2 separate regions of the Homo sapiens genome follow, and region 2 is linked to region 1. Evidence: read pairs that join two places in POLR2A ChIA-PET (ENCODE). Cell type or tissue: HepG2. All regions are shown on one strand. Each heading gives the region's core, and the rest is flanking DNA. Links, peaks and the distances in the headings are about the cores only. Region 1 overlaps HNF1B (HNF1 homeobox B). Region 2 has its middle 14 kb from the start of HNF1B.

The links. ChIA-PET counts read pairs that join two places held together with the same protein. Peaks named below come from ENCODE experiments on the same cell type or tissue, not always from the same donor. Only the 100,000 strongest peaks of a DNase experiment are listed, where the experiment ranks them.
Region 2: POLR2A ChIA-PET joins it to region 1 with 7 read pairs; 8 of 35 experiments call an interaction of 5 or more read pairs at or near these places.

What each region holds. Positions count from the first base shown.
Region 1 is chr17:37,709,147-37,712,057 of GRCh38, reverse strand. HNF1B (HNF1 homeobox B) reads left to right here. Exons shown (of 9, transcript NM_000458.4): 5 at 1,395-1,555. It overlaps LOC124903989 (a long non-coding RNA gene), which reads right to left. Exons shown (of 3, transcript XR_007065733.1): 2 at 1,966-2,911; 3 at 1,083-1,587. Among named protein-coding and RNA genes, the nearest start is that of HNF1B, 34 kb to the left of the region's middle. RefSeq lists enhancers at 244-765, 766-1,287. In HepG2, for the core only: no CTCF peak of the experiment used is centred there; a DNase peak (open chromatin) is centred at 1,517.
Region 2 is chr17:37,757,765-37,760,675 of GRCh38, reverse strand. No RefSeq gene overlaps it. Among named protein-coding and RNA genes, the nearest start is that of HNF1B, 14 kb to the right of the region's middle. In HepG2, for the core only: no CTCF peak of the experiment used is centred there; a DNase peak (open chromatin) is centred at 1,295; H3K27me3 peaks cover 295 bases.

The sequences.
Region 1 (2,911 bases), core at 231-2,730:
CTTGGGTAAAGTCCTTAGGAAGATCCAAGGAAAACTGGCTTGGGGCTCATCTAGTCTCATCTTGGTAAGCTTCATCTTGGTGAATTAGAGGCAGATTATGACACTGATTATGGCAGTGCCTGGCCCCTGGGGGAACTTTGTGGTCTCCTCTGGAAGGTGGGGCTCTAGCTAGGGCAGGGGGTGGGTGGATGAAAGAGCAACAACAGAATCAGTGTACAGGGATGGTTCATCTTGGGAAACTGGGCAAAGGAAGACGTGCAGCTAAAGAGTTGGTCCACCTATCCAGATAATTCCATGCCTAGAGCATTTGGTCTCTGCAGGACAGGGTCCTCCAAACCTTTTTGTCAAATCCAAAGCAAAAAACAAGAACACTGTCTTTCTAAGCACTGAGCTTAGGGGTGAGATGCCCCATGTACCCCCAACCTTGTCCTTGACTGTTTCATGGGCACATCAAGCAGGATTTCCATCTGCAAACTGGACCCAGGCGTTCTTTTAGCTTCCTTCAGTTGCCTGATCTCTGTCCAGAACTTTTCTTTCCTGAGAGCAGACCTCCATTTTGGTTCCCGAGCAAGAGGGAGGGTCAGAGCAGCGAGGTTGTAAACATGTTTGGTTCTACCCTTCCCCTGCAGAGCAAACTCCAGTGGTTTACTAAACATCCACATCTGCCTGTGTGTGGTGCTGCCTGCCCCACCTCCCAGCAGACACACCTTTCCCTGTGCCCTGGAAGGCAGCCAAATGGGACCCCCAGCAAAGGAATGTGAGTTCTACAGCCTAGCTCCTAGACGCAGCTTCATCCCTGTCCTGCTCTGCCTGTGTCCGTGCCCCTGACCTCTTGGGCCTGGCCACAAAGGTGGTACACAGAGACTGATGCCTAAGCTACGGCTCTTTCAAGGGTCACTGGACAAGGGCTTCTTCTTCGTCACATGGGTCTACTTATACTTTGCAGCACCACGAGGGATGCCAGGGAAACATTTCTAAAAGGCATTTTAAAGAATAAAAAATACTCCAGCCAGTAACAGAAGGCTAGTCTCAACCCCCAAATCCTCAAAGAACTGTGCGGAAGCAATAACAAACAGAATCCATCCAGTCATTCATTTATTCATCAGAAGTTTACCGAGTGGCTATTCAGTGCCAAGGCACTGGGGATACATCAGTGAACAAAACAAACGAGATAAAAATTTCCTGCCCTCGTGGCGCTTACATTCTAGAATTAAATAGAGAACATGCCATATTTACCCTGGAGAAAAGCAGCCGATATTTCTTGTGGGTGGACAGGGGAGGAGAAAGCAACTTTATTTTCTTATTACCCACCCTTGAAAACAAGAGGTGCCGAGTCATTGTTCCAGGACCCTGGTGGCACTAATGTTCCCTACTGGGTTTGTGTTGTTTTGCAGGAGTGCGCTACAGCCAGCAGGGAAACAATGAGATCACTTCCTCCTCAACAATCAGTCACCATGGCAACAGCGCCATGGTGACCAGCCAGTCGGTTTTACAGCAAGTCTCCCCAGCCAGCCTGGACCCAGGCCACAATCTCCTCTCACCTGATGGTAAAATGGTGAGTACACCTGGGCCATTGTCGCTCTGGAGCTGATAAGATAAGAGGCAAAACAAACACAACTTCTCACAAGGCCTGCCTCAAACAATGAACCATTGTAGCCCCATAGGGGAAAATGAGGGCTGTCCAGAGTCGGAAAGGAGAGGTAGTGCTGGTGACCCAGCCTTTGGCGGGTAGAAGAGGTGTTCGGTTTGAACCCAGCCAATAAATCTGACAGAGTTCTGCTCTCTTTTTATTGATTGAATGCCTCATAAAGGAGCAAGCCCGGTGGGACACTGTTTGTTTTGGGGCTTGCCAATGACATTTGTGTTGATAAAATGTTCATTCATCCCTCCCCCCAAGGCCTCCAAAGCCAATTTTTTAACTTAGAGAGCACCTCACTTTGACACAAGCCCCCTCTTCCTCCTTACCATCCCCTTGGTACTGACAAGAAGAGTCATTAGCAAGTCAGGATGTAGTGGATAGGAGGCGATGGGGAGAAGCTTCTTGAACTGGAACAGTGAAAGACATGGGACACCATGACAGCGAAGATCACAGCACAAATGGTAGATGGGGTGGGGCGATGCTTAGGGAGGGAGAAACACCAACTTTGAAGTTACAATTGCCCAGGTTCAAATCCCAGCTCCAGCTCTTAATAGCTGTGTAGCCTGAGCAGGTTACTCGACTACTTATGATCTCTTCCTCATCTATAAAATGGGGGCGGTAACAATAGACTTGGTGGGGGCATGAGCGTGATAACATTTGAGAAATACTCTGCAGTGTTTGCCATAGAAAATAGTCAATAAATTGCAGTATTGTTGTTGTTGTCGTGTAAATGTCAATATCATTCTCATTAAATGAAGTTTTCTATATCCGTAACCACAGCCCCACACCCAGATGCAAGTTTAGCACACTTGGTGAAGAATGCACAATTTGAATTTGAATTTTCTACATCAAACTAGATTCTAGGCCAGGTGCAGTGGCTCATACCTGTAATTCCAGCACTTGGGGAGACTGAGGCAGGTGGATCACTTGAGGCCAGAAAGTTTGAGACCAGCCTGGACAACAGGGCGAAACACCATCTCTATTAAAAAAAAAATACAAAAATTAGCCAGGAATGGTGGCATGCACCTGTAATCCCAGCTACTCGGGAGGCTGAGGTGGGGAGCTCACTTGAGCCTGGGAGGCAGAGGTTGCAGTGAGCTCACACCACTGCACTCCAGCCTGGGCAACAGAGTGAGACTCGGGTGTCTCAAAAAATAATAATTAATAATAACAATAAAATAAATAAAACTAGGTTCTAATTAGGATTAGGTTCTGATCCTGTAGCAACACAAGTGCAGGAGAGAGTGGCTTATGGGAGAACAGGAGCATTAC
Region 2 (2,911 bases), core at 181-2,680, 49 kb before region 1:
GGCTGCAGTGAGCCAAGATTGCGCCATTGCACCTCAGCCTGGGTGACAAGAGTGAAACTCCGTCTCAAAAAAAAAAAAAAAGAAAAGACATTTGAGTTTCTTCCACCTTTTGGCTAGTGTGAATAATTCTGCTATGAACATGGGTGTATAAATATCTCTTCAAGACCCTGCTTTCAATTCTTTGGGGCATATACCCAGAAATAGAATTGCTAGATTATATGGTGATATTTATCAGTTTTGTAATTCAAAAACTAAAAGCCTTTTTAAAAGGTGAATGCTCACATAGATTACAATAATATTCAATAACAAGACAGGGAAGACAGTAATGAAAATGACAGGCATAAGGGTCACTGCAGTTGTCATGGGCTGTGAGCTTCCTGGGGGCAGGGGCCAGCTTCACGGCTTTATACCCCACCCCACCACCCCATGCCCGATACATGCCTGTCTTCTTTAGGTGCTCAATATGTTTAAACTCAGTCCCATTGCCCTAAAGCAATGACTTCACCAGAGTAGCTAGGCAAGTGATAAATCTTCCCAAAGGAAACCAAAGGCCTGCATGGAGGCAGTGCCCTGGTGACAATGGAGGACCGGTCTTGACACCTGTTCACTCACTGTATGACCTTGGGCCCTTAAGTTCTGGGGCCTCAGTCTCCTTGGTTCCATGAAGATCCTGTCCACCTTGCATTGTCACAGAATTATCGTGAAAATTCACCATTTATTCCTTCAACAAATTGCATGCCTCCTGGTGCAGGGCTAGATCAAATTTGAAAGTAAAAAATTTCATTCAAGAAACATTGCTTGTGTTTTTATGTTTGTATTATTTGCATAGCATTTTTTCATTATTTTATTTTGTATTCCTTGATCCATTCTACACTGAAGTGCCTTGTCTCATTCCTTTGTTTTTAATGCAAGAGTCTAAAAAGAAAAAGAGCTCAGGGTTCTTTAAGAGCTTGGAACATGACTTTCTTCTGATGGCCCCATAAACCAGATTATCTCCCATGCTCTACAGGCGAGAACTCCTGGATCAGGAACTTCTGGGAAACTGTGCATTCCTCTGCTCTCTGAAAAACCTGTCAGCTCTTCTACTCCATAATGGTCATCTCCAGCTGCAAGGAGAAGTTAATGAGTTGTGCAGGACAGTGATGGGAAAAGGTCAGCCTCCACATCACTCCTGACACCACTGCCAAGTGAGGGCCACGAAGGGGAACTGGCCATCGGGTAAGAGAGCTGGACCAGAAAGCAATCTCCATTGCATTAGCTGGTGGTTCTGAATGTGTGGAAAGAGGCCAAGGTCCAGCCTATGGACTGTGACGGAACATTCTTACAACACTGAGAGGTCTGAGCAAAGGCCGGGCAGACAGCACAGGCACTGCCTCTGTCCAGTGGCGTCTTGGGGGTATTTTTTCCTTACTTTTTGCCTTTCTCTCTCCCTCTCCTTCCCTCTCTCCCTCTCTCCTTCTCTCTCTCTCTCCCTCCCTTTCTTCCTTTCTCTCTCCCTTTCTCTCTCTCTCCCTTTCTTACCTTCCTTCTTTTCTTTTCTTTCTTCATTTCTTTCTTTTTCTTTCCTTCTCTCCTTCTCTTTTATCTTGCTTTCTTTTTTAAAAAAAGAAAGCTTATTTCTTTTATTTCTTTTCTTCATTATCCCCCTTTTCTTTTCTTCCTTTCTGCCTTTCTCTCTCCTCCTGTACCTCAATCTCCCTTATTCTTTTCCAAATCGTAAAAAAGTCCTGAGAGGTGTCTGTCTAGTGACCTCTAGGCAAGTTTCTTCTTATCCAAAAATAAAATAGTATTTAGTACTTTTCTACCTTAGAACAGGGGTCCCCAAGAGGGGGAAGCACAAACTGATATATTGAGGGTACAGGATGAAAATCTTGGGTCTTATTTTTTTTTTATTTTTGAGTCGGAGTTTCTTTCTTGTTGCCCAGGCTGGAGTGCAATGGTGCGGTCTCAGCTCACTGAAACCTCCGCCTCCTGGGTTCAAGCAATTCTCCTGCCTCAGCCACCCAAGTAGCTGGGATTACAGGTGCCTGCCACTACACCCAGCTATTATTTATTTATTTTTTGGTATTGTTAGCAGAGATGTGGTTTCACCATTTTGGCCAGGCTGGTCTCAAACTCCTGACCTCAGGTGATCCGCCCGCCTCAGCCTCCCAAGTACTGGGATTACAGGCGTGAACCACCATGCCCAGCCTTATTTTTATATTTATGTTAACTCCATACTTTTTATTCTTGTGTTAGTCTTATAATGAGCATAAAATATTAGTATGGTAGCACATGTAGTAAGTTAATTAATTAATTCATACAAATAGTGGAAATGAGGTGTTCAAACTTTTTTTAATTGAGAGGAGTAACTTGGGAAAAATATTTTCACACAAATGTTTTAAAGAAAAGCCCTTTAAAAACTTAGCAACACTTCATTCAACTCATTCCTACTTATAGTCAGTGTCTTTGCAGCTCAGAAGGGATTTCTGGGCATGCATAGGGCCTGTATGGTAGGGTGGGTGGAGCACACCAACATCCCAAGAAGTCTGAGTTGATTTCCAGCCACACGTCACTTTTGAACCTCCTTCCCCAGGAAGATCCCTCACCTACAACAGAGTCCCGCACACTGCCTTTTCACTGTCCCCTGCCCTTTCATTGTTCTCAATCATACATCCTCTTGTGATACACCACGGATTGACTTGCTGCCTGTCCCTGGCTCTTGCTGGCAGGTGAGCTCTGGGAGGACAGGGGCTTTGTCTGTTTCATTCACGGCTGCATCACCAGTACCCAGAATAGGGCCTGACACAGACACATACTTGTTGAACAAACAAACCAACTGCTGCAAAGGTCTGAGTTACAAACCCAAACGAGCTTGAGAACTCTCTGTTACAAACATAATTTTCTAATTCTGGTGGAATTAAAATTCTAC